2 separate regions of the Mus musculus genome follow, and region 2 is linked to region 1. The links are chromatin loops, found by intact Hi-C in ENCODE. Cell type or tissue: gastrocnemius. All regions are shown on one strand. Links, peaks and the distances in the headings refer to the core of each region. The heading gives the core; the rest is flanking DNA.

Region 1 (9,645 bases), core at 463-8,462:
AGACTAGGTTTACTTATCAGTCTGCAGCTGGGGATGGGGGGCTGGGAGGAAGGGAAAGAGACGCTCAAATAGGGGAGGTCGGCTTCTTGACCTATATTCCTGGAACGCGGGCTCCTCCCTCTCCCATCTCTTGTATGTCCTGACTTTAACGCTCATGTAGCTAGCTAGCCAGCTCTCCCCACCCAGTGCCAAGCAGCTTGTTGATGCCCCTGACCATGGTGCCAGACCATGTACAGAGAAAGAGTGAAATGTTTCTCTCTTTTGCCTTTCAGTTCTTTGTTTTTCTCTTTCCAGCAGAATAGTCCGAGATTGTTCTGATTGACCATGCTCCAGCCTTGTGCTTTGTCTTTGAGCCGATAGGTATGTCTAGGTATAAGAAAAGATTCTGGTCAGCTAGTCTCGGGGAACACAGTAGTGAGGTGTGCCTCACTGTTGGCTCCTGAACTGCTGGTGATGGAGGTAGAACCAAGCCTGTGTTGTAGCCACAGAGGGACAAGTGTTCTTTGAGAGTTTAAACAATGGGCCTGTGCAGTGCATTTCATCTTCCCGTCACTCTCCGAGTGTGGTGCAGACCAGAGTTGGACAGCACTGTGTACATATACCCCAATCCTGCCTCACACAGGCGACTCCTTAACTTCTACGGCTCCACAGAGCCTAGGTGGAAGCCTCTGCTCTTTCCTGGACATACTCCCCTTCCTGGTCCATACAAGGACGTGTGTCCTTGTCAGAGCTACTGTGGGTGTAGGCCACAATATCCAAGGAGCACGGGGCCCAACACTGTGTGTGTGTAATCTCAGCACAGAGCCCCATACTGACAGCAGCCTACGTTGCTTGGCTGTAATGAGTTTGTGTAATTGATTTATCTGTGATTGGTCCAGACCAGAAAAGGAAACCAGACATTGCTAGTAGTGCTCTCCTGCCTCTGCCCGTGGAGATTTCCAGGGTGCACCATGTGAGGACTCTTAGGTGGGACCTAGGCAGAGACACTTGGCGTGTGTGCTGCTGCGCCTGAGGCTGGCCTGTCCCTGTGGCCGTGGGGTCAGCATATCTGGCCAGCAGTTTCTGGCTTTTTGAGTCCCCCACCCCCACTGCTTATTGATAAGCATTTAAATTTTAAAAAATCTAACACCATGAAAAATAGGAGACAAACTGATGAAACACAGCAGTTGTTTTTCAAGGGCCCAATGGGCAAACCAGCTGTGCTGAAAGGACAGTGCGTGCGGTCACTGGGGAGGGCGCGTGACGACAGAACCAGTCCACACTGCTCCTGCCCTTCACACGCTGATAGGAAGATGCCTTAGGTTGCATGAAGTAAAGTTTGAATAGAACAGGACTCCTAAAGAATTGTCCCCACCCAAGAAGTGACAGTGACATAGTACATGCTTTGGAGATGAGGTGGGGACTTTGTAGCTAGGAGTCCCCAGACTTCCTCTTGGCTTTGGAACTGACTTAGATTTTGGTAAACGTGATCTGTAGGAACCCTCTATACTTGGCCCTCATGTCCCATCAGGATTATTGGCTTCTTCAACAATGCCGGCAGCTTGGGGCCCGTACACCAGCGTCTAGAGTGCATAGACCTTATTCCAAAATGTTTCAGATGCAGGCTGGTCCTGGAGGAAGCGAGGTCTGGCAGGCTTGGGCTGAGCCTGAGGCCCGGTAGCTCCAGCCTCAGAAAGAGGGCACAAGGACACCTTGCCTTGCCAGCTCTGAACAGGAGGCTAGTGTGCTGGTGGTGCTCCCCAGCCTGAGGTGTGGGTCCTCTCAGTGGAGAGTCCCTTTCAGGAGGAGCAAAAGCCTTGAGGCAGAACCTAATGTATTCCTTCTAGTAAACAAATTACATGGGATTGCAACACAAATGATGCCCCAGAGACTGAGGACAGACGGAGTGACCTTCAGAGCAGTAAGTGTGTGTTTATCTACAGTATGAGTATTCAGAGTGCAGACTAGCATGTGACTCAGTGGCAGGGCCTTGGCTAGCTGAAGCCTTCCCTGGGTTTAGTCCCTGGCATGGGAGGGAGAACCCAGTAGTAACCTTTAAATAGTGGTTACCTGGACCTGAATTGTTGCTGCCTATGAGCTATGAAGAGGTTTTTACAATGAAATAAAAATAAACATTGACAGAGCCTAAAGTACTCTGGCCCTTTATGGAAATAGCTTCTTAACCTTCTCCAGCATAGTCAGGCACAGCTCAGTGACAGGGGCCATCTGAGAAATGGCCTCTAGGCCATATCATAGACACGAGGACATCACTAGATGTCTCAGCAAAGCCTAGGAGAGCAGTGGTGTCGCCTGTACATATAAACTGGGCTTTCAGGCTCCAGCGTCTGCTGCCCTTGGCAAGCTCTGCTACATTCAAGTGTAAAGCATTGGTGCGTAGTGTCTTGGGTTTTGTTTTCTCGTCCTCTGGGGTTGGTTCACTGCTGCCTCCCCTCCTCCCCTCACTCCTCCCCTATTGATCCCTCCCCTGTTGGGATATTTGCCCAATATCTTGTCCTTATGATTTCTGCTTCTCCAATGATGGGCATCTCTGTCCCATCGTTGTCTTGGAGACAAGGGTTGTATTGGCTCTTTTTTCTTTTTGGTCGGGGGAGTATCTGTATCATTTATGGTTATCCACACTGACCTGGGCTCTGAGGCTGTAGTGCCAGTTCCTCAGAAAATGACCTTCTGTGGACCGCTCTCATTTGCCTCATCAGCTGCAAGGGCAGAGGGCACAGAGCCCTGAGGAACCTCACGATGAGTGACCATCACCAGCCTGACAGTCATAATGTTCTGGCTACCTCTGTTTGCCTCCCCAGGAAGGTAACTCTCTCTGGGTTAGAGACCAGGGGACCTGCCGCCCCTGTGCATCTGCTGAAGGCCCTCCTCCAGCATCCATCGTGTGTCCTGAGGCACAGAGCAGCACTTCCTCTTCCTGAGATTGCTGTGGGCACAGGCCTTGCTTCTGCAGATGGAAGCCTCTCACATTCTAGAAGCCAGCTGTGGGAGAGGGCTCTGTTTTTTCAGTGGGGCCTCAGGTTGTTTCACAGCCTTGCCCTGTGCCGCTCCTTCTCATGCCGCCCCTCCCCTCCCCTCCCCTCCCCTCCCCTCCCCTCCCCTCCCCCTCCCCCTCCCCCTCCCCTCCCCCCAGGAATGGAGGAGTCAGTTCTGGCCCCATTGTGTTCTGATGGGCCAGCCCAGCTTATAACTGAGGTGTCCCTTCTCAATTTCTTTCTTCTGACAGGGACTTGAGTTAAGGGAGGCCACCTTGGGTCACCCTCCTCCCTAGTGACCCACCCACAGAGACCTTGACAGAGTGTGGTTGGCTCCTCACTCACTCTTAGCACACTGCTCTGGGCGGTTTTTTTATTTCCCACCATAAGCTCAAAATGCATGGCAAAGGAAATCTGTTTTGGTTAAGTTTTATAAACGACTATGTTACCAATAACCTCGGCTCCCACTGTAAAAATACTATGTGGTCCAAAATTCCTTTCAAATATCACAATACTAAACTTTTCCAGAGCCCCAATCTCATAAAGTACTGGCTTAAATATTTTTGTCATAGTTTAAAAGCCGCATTAATTTTTAAAGGAGTTTGGCACATTTGTGATTAAGTTTATATTCCCTTAGGGAGAACAGAAAAGGCCTGCAGCCCACAGTGTCTCTCAGTCCCCTTTGCTTTAGATAATAAGGCGACCACATTTGCAGGGACTTGTCCTGCACCACCATGAAGCTAAGGGGAAAAGGCTGATCTCACGAACCATCTACTTAGAAGCGGCAAGAAGAGACCTGGTACCATCCCTGCTCTTTCCTCTTGCCAGGGTTTAGGCTCTGGGCCAGCTGGCACCTGCTGCAAGGGCCACTGGGTTAGGCTCAGGGGTGAGACTGAGCTCGCCTCTTGGCAGTGGCCCCACAAAGGCAGCTCCAGCTCGGTATAACTCTAGGCCCTTCCTTGTGCATGCCAAATCAGAGATGGGCACAACCACAAGAAGGCCTGATGGTTTCAGCAGAGGTCTGTGGTCTCGGCAGCACAGCGATGGTTTAGAGTGGCAGCCCCCCGAGCTGGGGCTTAGTGGGAGAAGGCTTACTTGGCTCCCTGCATCCTCTGTGTCAGCTCCAAGACTGAGGAGAATGTCACTTTGCAGACAGGGTCACATTAGGGTCATGTGGGACTTGGTGTTCACATGGAAGAGGACGGTTCGAGGACCAGGAGCTCTGGCTTTCTTTCCTACAGGCCCGTGGGAGGGCAGGGGTTTCTCTGTCCCTTAGTGTCTTAAGGGCTTCCCAAAGGCTCTGGGCTGGTCTCTGATGCTTGTGTCACAAGGCACTTGTGGGGAATAACTCAAGTGGTGCTTGTCCATGTCACTGTGAGAGGGCTCTTGTCATTGTCCTCAGTCTTCCTTGCTTGGACAACTGTTATAGATACAACTAATAGCTTTCAGTGCAAGTATTGGGAATGATGAAACAGGCAGACATCTGTGGCCTTACTTACGCCAGGCCATTCCTATTTTTGGACTCGGAAAATTCCATTTAACTGTTATTTTACCCCTTAAAGCAGAACTGGACAGAGATGGGACCCTGGCCCAGCATGCGAGAGGAATAAACCGTGGCAGCTCCTCCCAGTGTGAGCTGAAACAGAAGGAAGCCAGTTATCTGGCATGTGGTGTCCCAGATTTAGAGCTGGTTCCTACAGTGAGAGTCTCAGAATAGTCACCTTGAAATTGGCTGAGGTTGGATGGTGAGAAACACCCCTAATCAGACCTTTAAAGTATGCTCTACAGCCAGAGAACACAGCTGCGCTCTTCTTTAGCAGCACGCTATGCCTTCACTGAACAGTTCTTTCTGACGTGCTGGCCATATGTGTTGCTGAGCAGAAGTTTGTCTTTCCTCGGCCCTGGCTTGGGGGAGAAGTCAGGATGCTGGGGAGTGGGTGTTAGTGGTAAAGTGCTTGTCACAGAAGCAGGAGAAGCAGGAGGACGTGAGCTCAGTCCCCAGAACTCACTCGTTTCCGTTGTTTTAAAGCCAGCTATAGTAATGCATGCTTATAACCTTTGTATAAGAGAGGGCCAGGCGACTCTCTGAGCCTGGCTCACTAATAGTTTAGCCTGGTAAGCTCTAGGGCAGCAAGTATTGCTGTCTCAAAAAGCAGGGTGTAGGGCCACAGAGCATCAGCACCCAGGCTGACTTCTGGCAGGTACACACGTGTGCACCTACGCACATGTGCATGTACACACACACACACACACACACACACACACACACACACGTATACACACACGACAAAAGATCCAGGGCTGCACAAAGGCAGCAGAAGCTGGAAGGTACATGTTGGAGATGAGCAGAGACTTGAAGTTGAGTTAACTCCATGCTTGGTTCTCAGAGGAGGTGAGCACACAGCGCTGTTGTCCAGATTCCGTTCAGGAAGTTACCATGGGCCACTGCACTCAGCATGATGCAAAGGGAGCCTTGTAGCTGGGGAAGGGTTACTACGAACAGGGAAAGGACTGCATTTCCCAGCATGGGAAGGAAGATATTTCTCCAATTGCAGAGTCTTGCCAATCAGCATCTTACAATGGGACAAAGGTACAGCCATCTCAGTCTGTTACCAGTCTGGGGGCAACAGTATGGGGCTCTGAGTAAGAGGACGACCCCCCTTCAACAGCACCCCAGAACCTGCACACACACAAGAGGTAAGCTAGGCATGGGTCAGACATCCATCAGAGAGGTCAGGTGTATATGTGACACCTTTTGCAATTTAATGATAGGTAGTCATAACCAATAGTCAGAGAAGTTCACAGTTGTTCTCGGGCTAGAAATGGATGGCTGGATGTGGTAGACCTCTGAGAGAATGACTTAGATTTGGATATTAAATAGACACTTTAAATCTAGATTGACCAGTTATGTGTATGTTAGCAGCACACACACCAACATTGAAATAGCAGAGAATACTCACATGACAAACAAGGCATTCGGATTCCATTAAAAAAAAACACATTAAAAATGAAAATTGAATTTGGTTATCTTCTGGAATTTTTGGTAGAAAACAGGACCTAATGGCCAAGATAAGATGGCAGATTTGAATTCAGAAGTAGAGTGGGCATCTTTACTTCAAAAACCCAACAATCCAAAGTATCCCAGAATCCACAGTAGTTTGGATTCTCAGAAAGTGTCAGATGTTCAAGTGAAGGGTGTTTGGCTGGTGGTAGTCCCAGACTCGGGCTCTTGTGAACTCATTCCTGTTCCTGGCATTTCGAATGCGGGACCCCGACCTCAGAGTAGAGGTTCTAGAGAGGCACCCCCGTCCTGACAAGGACAGTTCCCTCTTTGGGTGACCATGGAGGACACGTATCAGTGTGTTATTTTGGTGGCCTGGATTCTCAGGACCCGGGTGTGCCTGTTGCACAGAGCGACTGAGTGGTGATAGCATCCCATTCAATCCTGGACTGCTTCCTCCCAGCCTGCATTCCCAGGTTCCTGGCTGGGTTTTAATCTCCTGATATTACACGTCTGGGTTCAGGGAACCTCCCTGTATTTGTTTCCCAATTTGGCCGAAATTCTGAACCCATGGGTGTTCTCAGTAATGATGAAGTGTTGAAATAGGAGTCACGTTTTCTGTATCTGGGATGTCAGCGATATCAGAGTTTGCAGAGGCCTTTGAGGTGGAAGGAGGCACCTTCTTCTGTCTGGAAGTGGTGTGGATGCAGCTGAGAGCCCTTGGGGTCATGATACCTAGAAACCTAGCTGCCTTCTGTAAAGCTGGGGAAGGCCTGTGAGGGTTTGGTGTGATTCCGCTACCTAGAAACATCTCTTATGGTCAGGTCCAAGCGACTAGACAGGAACTCTTTGTCAGCAGCCTGCCGGAGGGACGGTCACTGCACAGCGTGCATGATTGTATCTGGAGAGGGGGAGCGAGGTGACTGGCACTTGTGGACAGCCAGGGCTGCTGCTGCGACCAGACTGTCCAGAGCAAGACAGAGAAGCCTCATGTATGTTCACCCTTGGAGGTTTCCACTGTGGCCACTGGGCAGGGGCTGCTGGGATGAGGAGAGGGACGAAGTACAGTTTGCCCCACCTCTGCAGGGATTCAACCTGGAAAAACAGACCTGTGCCCTATGGAACGCCTTCTCCTGTGACCACAGAGCTTCAGGGGCACGCCTTAGACCTGCCTGCCTGCTGCTGTGACCCTCAGAGATGGTTTCTCTGGCGGTTGGGCTCTTGCATCACTCTGGTGATGATGGTGATGATGTCATCCATCAGATCATGAAAGCTACATCTCAGAGGACCATGGGGAAGATTTTCAAACTCCACACAGACTCTGCTTTCCCCAGACCCTGGGGACTGTGTCCATCTGCATATCTATGTCCAGGGGTAAAAGGAGGGATTTCCCAGAGCCAAGAATGCCAGGTTGCTTTGCAAACATTATTTTTCACTTGAAGTTTGACTTCCCATCTGTCTCATCAAGAAACAGAAGGTTGGGGCTGGAGAGATGGCTCAGCAGTTAAGAGCACCGGCTGCTCTTCCAGAGGACCCGGGTTCAGTTCCCAGCACTCATGTGGCAGCCTCATGACCTATCTGTGACTAGTTCTAGAGGATCCGACATATATGCATGCGAAACAGCCCCACATATGAAATGAAAATAAATTTAAAAATTAAAAAACTGAGAAAGTTTCCCATATCTTATTTCAGAAGTAAAATTGATGAAGTAACAGTGACGCCACCCCAGCTTGTGCGCACACTTACCTCTGTGAGCAAGTCCTATGCTGTCAGGTGTGTCCTAGAAGCGCAGTTTCCGACCCTAGGCTGCAGTTGTGAATATTAGCCGCAGTCATGCCAGCCACTGCTGCTCATCCTGCTTTGTGTACAGTCTGTACTTTAGTCCACCAGATGGCATCCTTACCATCTTCCAGTTGGGGTCACTGTCATGGAGGGAGGTGACTGGTGGGGCTGGTTCTGGGGCAGCCCTGATTCAGACAGAGTTGGCAATGGTGGTAGAATGTGGGTACAGGTATGCTTTCGGCTGTCATACTTGGGGTGTCTGTCAGGAGTGACAGAAGGCTGTTTGAGGAGAGATGTCGACTCCTCGTTAGCTGAAGAATCTGTGATTTGGGGATCCGAGGTTACGGAATTCCTCCTACGGCGTTGACATGCCCATGCGAGGTGTTTTCAAGCTTGTCTAGGGGGCAGCTATCCTGTCCCTGCAAACCTCGTCCCCCAGTACATCCCAAGCCTTCCCTGTGACTCCGCTCGGGAGGGAGAGCATGAGTGTGTCCTTGTATTGCAGTGTTAGGTTCGTTGAGAAAGTTAAAGGGGAGCAAAGGAAAGCACAGCTCCTTGTTAGGCGCACACAGAGAAGGAAGGGCTGGTGTGTGTGTGTGTTTGTGTGTGTGTGTGTGTGTGTGTGTGTCTGTCCTTTGTGTGTGCTTGTGTGGGAAGGGCACTTATTTAATATAGGAACCACTTATTTAATGTAGGTCCTGGACACCATTGAGTTTGTGTGGGGAGTGTAGTTATTTAGCTTTGTGATGAAGTGGCCAAGACCTGAGACTGGGGCAGAAGTGGCTCTGGAAGATTCTTGCAAACTTGCTTAGAGGTCAGTGGGTTCATTGTGGGTTCCTGTGAGGCATCTACAGAAGTCCCAAAATGAGAGCCAGGGAGGGATGCATCCCCCACAGTAAGACTAGAGCCCTTCCCTGAGAAGACACAGAGAGACACGAGAGGGCACCTGAAGCCCTGAATGCCTGAGGGTAGTTTTGGAGGTGGCATGACTCCACTGTGCATACATACCTCACAGTCCAGTCCTGGGTATGTTGGGGCCACCTTTGGACCTCCCTCTGCCAGTGCTCTTTGCCTTTTGTCCCAGCAGGGCCCCAGGTGGTTTCTCACTAGCTAACCCCATGTGGTCTCTAACGCCTCCCTGTCAGCTGCTGCAGCGCTCTGTCTGATTGTGCAGTTCCATCGGTAGCTGTGTCTAACGTGTGTAGTAGTCGGGCATCCTTCCCTAACTGTGGCCTGTGACTTCGGCGACGCCATCCTCATGCCGTTGTGTGTTCCCCTCCCACGCACTGGGTTTCCCTTGAGGAGAATACAGGTTCTCAGGCGCTGCTCAAGCACGGAGAGCATTTCTGGGTTTTGAGAGCCTGCCCTCTGCTTGCCAGTGGGAGAGAATCTCTCGACTTATGTATTAAGTAGACTTCTCCATGAGAAGTCTACACTCCTCAGCCAGGATTCCTGGCATTGCACAGGAGGCCGTGCCTGGTAACCAGAAAGGAGCACGGGTTCTTAGACAAATGTTTAAATCTGAGTTCAGCTCTAAAAATGCAGCGCTTGTGGGAGACACATAAAATCTACTCCTAAGTTCTCCCAGCCAGTTCCCTGCCTGGCCTAGAGTGTATTTTTCCGCAAGAGAAGCCCGTGTCTGTGTGCCCCACCCCCTCCATCTTCTTCTGTAACATTGTGTTTTGTGTGTGGCAGGTGGCAGGTTCAAGAAGGAGATTGTTGTTGATGGACAGAGTTATCTGCTGCTGATTAGGGATGAAGGGGGCCCCCCGGAGGCACAGGTGAGTACTGCATGCACACCCAAGCCAGACTGATTTTTTTTTTGCTCTTTGATGACTTGATCTAAAGGCTGAAACAAGACAAGAATCAAGTTTAAAATAAGGGAAGTTA
Region 2 (9,645 bases), core at 632-8,631, 85 kb before region 1:
TGGTTGGGTGTAAGTCTCTGCATCTGTCTCTGTCAGCTGCTGGTAGGGCCTCTCAGAGGACAGCCATACCCATCTCCTGTCTGTAAGCATATCATAGCATCAAGTTTAATTTTTAATTGGCACATAGTAATTGTACATATTTTTGGGGGGGCGTTGTGCTGTTTCGATGACGTATGCGATGTGTGATGAACATATTCAAGTAGGGAGCATTTTCACCATCTTAAGCCTGTTTTAGCCTTCATGTGGAGAATGTTCAAGTCCTCAGGACATGCGTGGTGCGTCTTTAATTTTTGTCCTCCTTCCCAGGAGGACCTTAGTGATGCTCTGTCTGCTTGGTTAGCTTTTCCTTCCGGTGCCTCTCTACAGTCTTCTGTCTGTGAGGACTTTCTCTCTGCTGTACCAGCTCGGCAGTCCTTCCAGTCTGAGCACTCAGCCGGGGCCCTGCCATCCTCTCCTCTAAGGAAGGCATACACTGCCGGCGCACTGTGCCAGCATGTGTGAGCACATGTGGAGTGATATGCTGGGCGCTTGTTTCTTCCGATCTCCGTCCTGTGCAGCCCTTCTTGCAGTGCTTACCCCCATGCTGGCTCACTGTTGTTTTAGGAAATCTTGCTATTAATAGATCCCTAATCTAAGAATGTAGACGGAAAATGTCCATAGCAGCTGGATCTTGTCAGACATTCTCTAGCGGTGCAAGTTGTTTGTCTCTTCATTTTGTTTTCCCCCATAAGATAAATATAATCATTGCACTTGGAACAGAGGCTGTTTCCAGAAGGTGGCATTGGGAATGGATTTAAAACAGCATTTTAACGAAAATCCATCCTTCACTGGTGGGCGTAGGAAGGGAATTTGAATACTTTGGTATCATATTCATACTTATTACAAGTGATTATCTTGTATGTACATGTGTGTGACTTAGTGTGTATATGTGCACCACATGTGTATAGGTGCCCATAAAGGTGAGGCCAGAAAACAGATCACCTGGGACTACAGGAGGTAGTGAGCCACCTGGAGAGGATGCTGGGAACTGAACCTGTGTCCTCTGCAAGAACAGCAAGTGCTCTTTAATCACTGTGCCATGTCTCCGGACCCCAGGAGGCTATGATTTTTAATGCTTAAGTAGGGCTGACACTGATGGGAGCTTGCTAGTGTCCTTATGCTGGGCCACAGATTTTGTGTTGGTGATCTTCATGGATCTTCTTAGCTCCACTTCCCAGATGAAGACAGTCCTGCTCAAGGGGTCTGCAACTATCCCAGGATGCACAGCGTTTCCTGGCAGAGCCAAGTCCTATGGTGTTCTTCCCAAGGTTTAACTGCCTGCTGCCATGTGGCTCAGCATGGCCTCCCCTGACATTGGGTCACCTGCACCATTGTGTCCTTTATTTCCTCTGGTCTTGTTGCTAAATAAAGTGTGGGTATATAACAGGTTAGTACCTCAGATCCTTTCCCTTAAAGGAGGACAGGAAAGCAGCATCCAGAAACACAAGTGCATAACACACTCTCTCTCTCTCTCTCTCTCTCTCTCTCACACACACACACACACACTCTCTCTCTCTCACACACACACTCTCTTTCTCTCTCTCTCTCTCTCTCTCACACACACACACACACTCTCTCTCTCTCTCACTCACACACACACACACTCTCACACACACTCTCTCACACTCTCTCTCTCTCTCTCTCTCTCTCTCTCTCTCTCTCTCACACACACACACACACACACACATCATGGTTTTGGATGTACTTTTCGGTAGAAGCTGAGAAGTCTGTGCAGAGTCTATGTAGAAAGCCTCTCAAGGTCTGCCCAGCCAGTGACTCTGGAAAGCAGGGGACGAGAGAGGATGCACCCCTGTCCACACCCTCCGGTCTGGGTGCTTGCAGTTGTTTAACAGTGTTGTTCCACAGTCCTGGCTGGAATTATCCTGTGTTCCTTTCTGTGTGCTAGGACTTTCTAGACTATAAACAGTGTTGGGTCTTCAGAGAAGTCTGTAGTCACTGATAATTTTCATAGTTGTTCACTAGTCAGTCCCCTCCCCTTGGCTGTTTGCATGTTGCTGTCACTCTGGCTTCAGCAGCACTTGGCACCTATCAGTTCAGAACTCTGGCTGTGGATATCCAGATGTGCTGGCAGCTGCTGGATTGGTGCCTGCTTGTGGAGGGCAGGCTGACTCTCTGAGATTTCATCCATTAGAACATGTGCTGCTCTGTGTTGCAGGTCTGGTTCTTGAGTCTACAAGGAGCCATTTTGACAGAGTACCTTGTGTGCCAGAATGAGCCCTGTGCCTTATGATGGAATCTAAAGCCAGTCCTGATAGAAGCTGTTATGAGTACCATAGAGTTTCAAAAAGCAACCCTTCTTACCCTGAAATAGACTTGGTGCCCACCTGGCCTCACCTGGCTGAGAGTGGGGATGGAAGCCAGTGCTCTTATTTCCCGTGGATGAAAGGACTGGGTGGCTTGGGGGAGAGATGTTTTCCTTGATCTATGCACACAGAGTGCATTTGGGAGAAACAGCATGCAGATATTATCTCCCCTTTAAAGAAGTCTAAAGTCCTAATAAAACCTCAAAGAACATTCCCACAGAGGATTGTGGGGCCTGGGACTCCAGGCCTTCGTCAGTGCAGCACCCTGCCTTCTCTGGAGCACTGGCCTACAGCGTGCATGCCCCCTCTCTGTCTTGTGCTGGGACCTTTCCCAGTTTATATAAAGGACAGTCTTAGACATGAGCATTATACTAAAATGTGAGGTGTGGCTTTAGTTTGTGTGCTCTTCTGGAGTCCTGTTTGTCCCTGTGATTGTGCCTGCCACACTGAGTGAACACAAACAATCTGCTCACTGCTGGGGTGTGGGGCTGACAGCTGGAGCCTGAGGCCTGGCTGTTCACTGTCAGGATGGAGAGTTCCTGGACCTTCAGTCAACTATTTCACATGTAACCAGAGGGGGCTGAATCCCGGGTCTTGTGAGTCCCCCTTCAGTTGGCACACTGGGGAGGGTGGCTCTGATCAATTCCCTGGATTATCTGTGTGTGGAAGCCTGAAGGCTACCTCAGGGACAACATCCAGGAGTGGTGGCAGAGGTGAGAGTGAGGGCTCCCAGGCCCCATGTTCCTGTTTTCTTTGAGGTTTTATTAGTATTTTAGACTTTCAAAGGGAAAACAAACAGACATCTACTCTGAACATGTGTTAGGACTGGAACTTCCTAGCTCTTCTCAGTTTGTGCATCTCAATGAGATCTGGGTGTGTTTGTGTCCATGTGTAGCTTCACAGATGCCCATCCAGTGTAGACCCCTGTTGTTGCGGGATGTCCTGTCGAGTGGTCAGCCAGGGTCACTGTGTGAAGAAATCCCCACACTCTCTGGTGGATTGTGGAGTTCTGGCCTTACTCACTCTTCACTTTGGGATTCTCCCTGGTACAGACCTAGTTCCTTCTTCCTCTCCCAGGGATGTAGGGTTGGCAGACAGCGCTAAAAGCTGTTGCAGCCAGCTGGATTCATGGCTAGATTCTGTAAAGTTCTACTGGGTCACTGCCCCACCCCATGTTGTGATCTGGTGCCTGGGGTGGGAGTCGGGGGGGGGGGAGAGGAGGGGGAAGATCTGCCAATTACTATGATTGAGACACAGGCTTGGTGGAGGCCCTGGGAGGTGCCTAGTTGGTGTCTAGGTCCTGAGTCCCGTGGTAGAGGTGGAGAGATGGATCTGCCCTGCCTTGTATTGGGCCAAGGTGTGTGCTTGCCTCTCTGTGTGTGGCTAGCCTTGCCTTCTGGGGGATGGAGAGAATGCTGGGAGGTGATGCTACTTAGAGAAGTAACACTGTCAAGTGTCATCCAGTGTCCTGGACCTCGAAAATGGCTCTGAGATTCTTAACTCCCTGATGTCCTGTTTTTCCTCGGCTTCTGCCCAAAAGATTTGTGTGTGTGTGTGTGTGTGTGTGTGAGATGCATGTGTGCTGCATGCCTTTCTTTCTATTGCTGTGATAGAACATGATGACCAACTTACAGAAGAGAGTTTATTTTGGCTTGTGGTTCTAGAGATGAGAGCCCATGGCAGGGTGGAGGCAGGTGTGGCAGCATGAGCAGGAAGCAGAGAGCTCACAGGAAGCAGAGAGAACAAATTGGAAACAGGGAGGTTACATATTCTCTAAGATCATATCCAAGGATGCATTTCAACCATCAAGGCTAAATCTCCAAAAAACAGTACCACCAACTGGAGGCCAAATATTCAAATGCCAGAGACTACAGGGGACATTTCTCATTCAAACTACCACATGTGTGCACATGCGTGTGTATGTAGGGTGTAGAGGCATAAAATTAACATGGGGTGCCCTCCGTGAATGGTTTTCTTGAGACAGGATTTCTGGATGAATCTGCAGCTCACCTGTTGCTAGCCATGCAGGTTGAAAAGAATTCTCCTGTTTCTACTTCCCTGGTTCTGGGGTTAGAGTATCATGCCAGCTCTTCATATCACTGTGGGACCTTAGTTAGGGTTTCTATTGCTGTGGTAAAATAAAATAACCGAAAACAACTTGGGAGGAAAGTCAGGGCAGGAACCTAAGACAGGAATCAGTACAGAGGCCACAGAAGGGTGCTTCTTACTGGCTTGCTCCTCTTGGATTGCTCAGGGTGCTCTCCTATGTGACCACATCCCTGGGCTTTGCATCCCCACAGTGAGCTGGGCTTCCTACAGCAATTGTCACAGAAGGTCACAGGCTTGCTGTGCTTACCGAGGCATTGCTCAATTGGCTCTCTTTTCAGATAGGTCTAGGTTTGCCTCAGGTTGACAAAAACCAACCAGCACATGCGGTGAGCACTTTGCCCACTGGGTCACCTCCCTCCCACTCCCCGGCTATCCTTAAACCTTCTTATGGTTTTAGTGGGAGAGAAGGACAGTTTTCTCTGATCCGTAAACTCATGAGCGGCCTTGTAGTCTCTTGTCATCTGGGTGAGGGGGACAAAAACAACTCCATGAGGAAGGTTGAGGTTTGCAGTGCTCCTGTCCTAACCCATGACCTCTGCTCTCGCTCTCCCATATCCCCTCAGCTACAAACTGTGCACATGACAGTGATAGTCCACAGCCGCAGTGTGAGCAGTGCACAGGGTCTGGAGGGAAAGCCCCAGGGGAGTCAGGGAGTGGCTGAGCTCTGCAGGGCAGTGCTTTGTCACTTCGAGGGATGTATCTCCAATTCCTTAGGCAGCTTGCTCTCCTGCATGTCAGGAGACTTTTGTCACTGGTTGTGCGATCAGATGGGTGAACTCAAGAGAGAAGAGGTTGAAGGTGACGACCAGGAGCAGCAGCTTCGCAGAGGAGCGCAGTGCTGATGTCCTAACGCAGGGCAGGCCTGGGATGAAATCATGGGGGGCTGGAGAATAGCAGGAAGCTCCAGCGACAGGTGGAAAAACAGCCCGGCAGGCCATGCCAGATGATCTAAGATTTATAGGAGTGGAAGTTGATACTGGCTGGGGATGAGCCAGGCCATGAAGTGACAGCGGCAGGCGGGCACTGGGGAGGCTGGCCCAGCTGCTCCTCAGTGACTAACAGTAAGCAGCAAGTGTCTGCTTCTGCTTCTAACCGTGTTACCCAACCTAGACACGGGGCGTGGGGGGCTGGATTGGTTACCGTGGTGAAACTCTGTGACAAGGCAACTTACAGAAAGAAGATTTATTTGGGCTTATGATTCCAGGGGGTGGGGGTGTAAATGTCCATCATTCTATCCTCTGTGTAAAGCAGAGGCAGAGAGCAAAGTGGTCGGAGGATTTACTTCTCAAGTTCACCCCCAGTGACGTAGCGAGGCTGTACCACCTCAGCCTCAAACACTACAGTAGCTGGGGACGAAGTTATCAAATGGCCAGGGACACGTCCCTCGGTCCCGGTCGGCTGGGGTGGCCTGTCTCATACTGTCCTCATTTGGTCAGGGGAAACTTGCTTAGAGAGGGAGGGTCCTGAGTTTACAGTGATACAATCTGTGGAGCATTTGTGTCCTTAAAGAGCTAAGGGTATCTCTCTGGCAAGCGGGAGACTGAGCCAGGTGGGGAGAACAGCTGTTTGTCCGCTATGTCCGGAATGGGTCGTCTGTGCTCAGAATCGTAGGCCAAGGCTGCTGTGTGTTTTCCCGGGACTCCTCAGCATGCAGGAAGTAGAGAAGGGTGGGAAACCCTGCAGAGGGATCGGAGATGTTACTCCTGGTTTTGTGCGAATCAGAAAATTCGGAGTTTGAAGTTGAGTTATCTGGACACCTTAGAGCAATCTCCTTCCCTGGGACAGGTGGACACTGTTGCAAGTGTGCTGAGTGATGTAATAAAAATGAAGTCTGTCCTCCTGGAGTTCAGAGAAGGCAGCATGGGTAGGATCTGGTGAGGGCTCGGATTTCTAGATGTCATCTTGCTGTGTCTGTATGTGGGAGGAAGGCGAGAGGAAGAGAGAGAGAGAGAGAGAGAGAGAGAGAGAGAGAGAGAGAGGGAGGAGAGGGCGCTAGCGCCAGGGAGTGTGCTCTTAGCACCTTGGTGTCTGTCATAAAAACACTAATCTTGTTGTGGGGGGCGGCATCTTTATGGCTTCATCTAATCCCAATAGCCTTCGAAAAGCCCTCCTTAAACTACTATGTATTGGGGTTTTAGATCACTCTAGCCAGAGCATGCAACCTTCCCCCATTTTTTTTTCTGAGTAGTTTTTTTTTTTTTAAGGCAGTGGGCTTCCTTGAAGTCTCTATGTTGCTGGAGCTGAGTCTAGGTAGAGAGGAGCGACACACAGTAGGGCTGCTGATATCCTCTGAAGGCCTCACCTCTGTGGAGCCCTTCCTCCCCTTGTTCTCCTTCTGGTCCTTTCATCTGACTCCCACAGGAGTCTTCCTCTCTCCTGGACCTTGTAGCCTCCCTGGATATTGGCTTTCTTCTAGGCTTGGAACCGTGATCGGCCACAGTTCCTGGGTGAAGATTCTATCATTTGACCTCAGCCTCACTTGTTATTTTGCCACTTGCTGTGTCCCACACCCGGCTCCTGGCACCTCACTGTTACCCAGACGCCTTTCCAGGCTGATGCTCCAGAGTAAGAGCCCCTGTGACCCACATAACACTCCGGAGGCAAGAAATTCACCCTTTCAGATGGTGAGCCTTGTGAAGTCAGGGTGAGCGGTGGACAGTATTTCTGGGTCACATCATCCGAAGCATTGTCATAATGAATGGGCACTCAGGAGTAGTCCTCCTGAAGCTGGCTGCATAGCCACTCTGCCACCTGGGTGGCTCTCATCCCCTTCAGGCTGTGATTTACAATGCCTGCACATTTAGCCCCATGCAGGTGTAATTAGAGACCCCCTCTGTGAGTTCTCTCAACAAGGAGGCCAAGGGTGCTAACCCGTGGAGCAGGAGACCAAGCCAGGTATGGAGAACAGCTGTCTATGTTACAGCCCTGAGCTTTAGTTGGCATCTAGATTTGGGGTGAATTCCTTCATCTCTTTGAGGAACGTTCATGAGTTACATGTAGGACCTCAGCTTCTTACCTTTGTGGGATGTTCACATAAATATGTTTACACAGGATGCAAAGAAACCTCGCTGGCTGCCTGCCTCAGTTTGAGAGCATCTGGCTGGTGTTCTTTGGCAGAAAGCATAGCAGATACCCTGTTTTGTGACCCAACTTTACAGGGCCAGCACCACATCCCAGGCTGCTGGTGAGAACACAGGCTACCGGATAGGCGCTGGCCCTCAGTATTGGTGTTAACAATTATGTAAAAATCATTCCACTTTGCAGCTTGCTATGTTCCTGCAGAGTGATCAGATCAGACGGGCTTGCTCTCTTTGTTATTACCCAAGTGCAATTCCAAGGTTTTGTTTCCTAAATTGTCCTTTGTTTGCTAGTGGGTGCCTTGTACGGTGAGGTGAGGTGAGGCGGTGGGCTCCCTGCGTGCATGCTGGGCATGTTCTTATGCACGCGCGTGCGTGTGGGGCGGGGGGAGACCCTCCTTGTGAGTCATAGATCTAATCCCTGCAGGTTTCCTTAATTGACTGCCTGACTCTCTCTTTGGGTAGCAAGGTGGAGCCCCTGGTTGGTGGCCCAGCTAAAGCAGGCCCAGGTGCCCCCTCACAGCACGTACGAGTGTGTGCAGTGGGCCAGGCCTGCGTAAATAATTTATGGCGGCCAGTAATGAGCTCTCAGGGGCAGTGCCTGGCGTGCCTGGGCTCTTCCGATGATCTATGAATTGCTCTTTGCCTTTGTGTTTATTCAGACTGACAAATACACACTTAATAGTGGCTTGGGATGATGCTCAGGTGTGAGGGCTGTGTGCAGTGCTGGGAGGTGAGTTCCCTTCACCCTTTAGGGCCTACAGAAGCACGTGGAACCTGTGTAAAAAGGGTTGGGATTCTGGTGGATCATTTTCAACCTATGTATCTATGGCCAGGCAACACAAATCTCACCCAGGTTGGTACATACGCCAGGGTATATACCCAACGCAGAGTCTCAGCTACCTTCCCAGCTGGCACAGCGTTCCTGCACATGGACAGCCGAACAGTTCCATCCGAGAACAGCATCTTCTCTATGAGACACTATAACTTTGACCTACATCTGATCATGGCCTCCCATTTTCTATCAGGAGGTAGAGTTGGCTTCCTAAGGCAGGAATTAATACGAATTGTAGTACTTAGTACTTAAAAAAAGAAGGAAGTATTTATTTTTGTTTTATGTGTATGTGTGTTTTGCCTGGGTGTATGCCTATGCACTGCATGCCAGGTGGTGGAGGAGGCCAGAAGAAGGCTTCGAATCTGGGTCTTCTGGAATTAGAGTTACAGATGGTTGTGAGCCACTGTGTGGGTACCAGGAACTGAACCTGGGTCCTCTGGAAGAGCACCAGTGCTCTAACCACTGAGCCATCTCTCCAACTCCTTTCTGAGCATTTTAAAGCGGACAGCCCTAGAGATTTTAAGACCTTCTAACCTGGCAACTTATTTTCATAAGAGGGTTCTAAAGTGTAACCTATACTTGAGTGCCTGTAATGTGCATGTGTGCAGCCCCGCCCCGTGCACCTCCCTCTACCCCAAGACCTCCCAGCTTCCTAATGAGTAGAGACAGCATGTCCAGAAAGGGACAGGATACCCTCTTCATCTTAAGGGGCTGCAAGCCAGGGGGAAAGGCTCAAGTAAATACTCATTCTTGCCCCCAGACAACCCGTCCCTTCCTGTTCTCCCTAAATAAGGCTGACGATTGGCTGGGGAGGGTGAAAAGAGAAAAAGAGAAACATACTGCCCTCATCCCACTGCTTTCTCCAGGTGTGGACTGATAGATTAAAGGGGAGCCGGGAATAAACTGGTAATTACTCACGTATTCCTCTGCGAGTGGCCTAATTGGTGCAGCCCTCCCCATAGGGCCCTGGTCCTCTGCAATTAGCAGTGAATTAGCATACAGCAGTGCTGGGCCCTGCGGGGAGCCTTGCCCATCTGCTGCTGGGGAGCAGGCCAGTGGTGCCAGAGTGACACCTGGGTAGCAGAATTCATTGTTAGCTAGGAGTGTGATGGATCTTTGGGGTGTGCTTCTGTGTCTTTCTTCTGCCAGAGAATTACAAACGCATTGTAGTCCCTCTCACCCATTCATCAGATGCTCACTGAGCAAATGTGTGAGGCAGCCTCTGGGTGCTGCCGGGCAACAGCAAGAGAGAGCTTTGACA

The links. Hi-C counts contacts between places; a loop is a spot of excess contacts. Peaks named below come from ENCODE experiments on the same cell type or tissue, not always from the same donor. Only the 100,000 strongest peaks of a DNase experiment are listed, where the experiment ranks them.
Region 2: it touches region 1 in a loop (3-fold over the local background); 17 of 42 quality-filtered maps call a loop at or near these places.

Annotation. Positions count from the first base shown.
Region 1 is chr1:89,618,311-89,627,955 of GRCm38, forward strand. It overlaps Agap1 (ArfGAP with GTPase domain, ankyrin repeat and PH domain 1), which reads left to right. Exons shown (of 18, transcript NM_178119.3): 4 at 9,451-9,536. Among named protein-coding and RNA genes, the nearest start is that of Gm41914, 42 kb to the left of the region's middle. In gastrocnemius, for the core only: no CTCF peak of the experiment used is centred there; DNase peaks (open chromatin) are centred at 3,848 and 4,575; H3K4me3 peaks cover 581 bases; H3K27ac peaks cover 5,891 bases.
Region 2 is chr1:89,533,288-89,542,932 of GRCm38, forward strand. The region is part of intron 1 of Agap1 (ArfGAP with GTPase domain, ankyrin repeat and PH domain 1); the gene reads left to right. Among named protein-coding and RNA genes, the nearest start is that of Gm41914, 43 kb to the right of the region's middle. In gastrocnemius, for the core only: no CTCF peak of the experiment used is centred there; a DNase peak (open chromatin) is centred at 5,431; H3K4me3 peaks cover 973 bases; H3K27ac peaks cover 3,784 bases.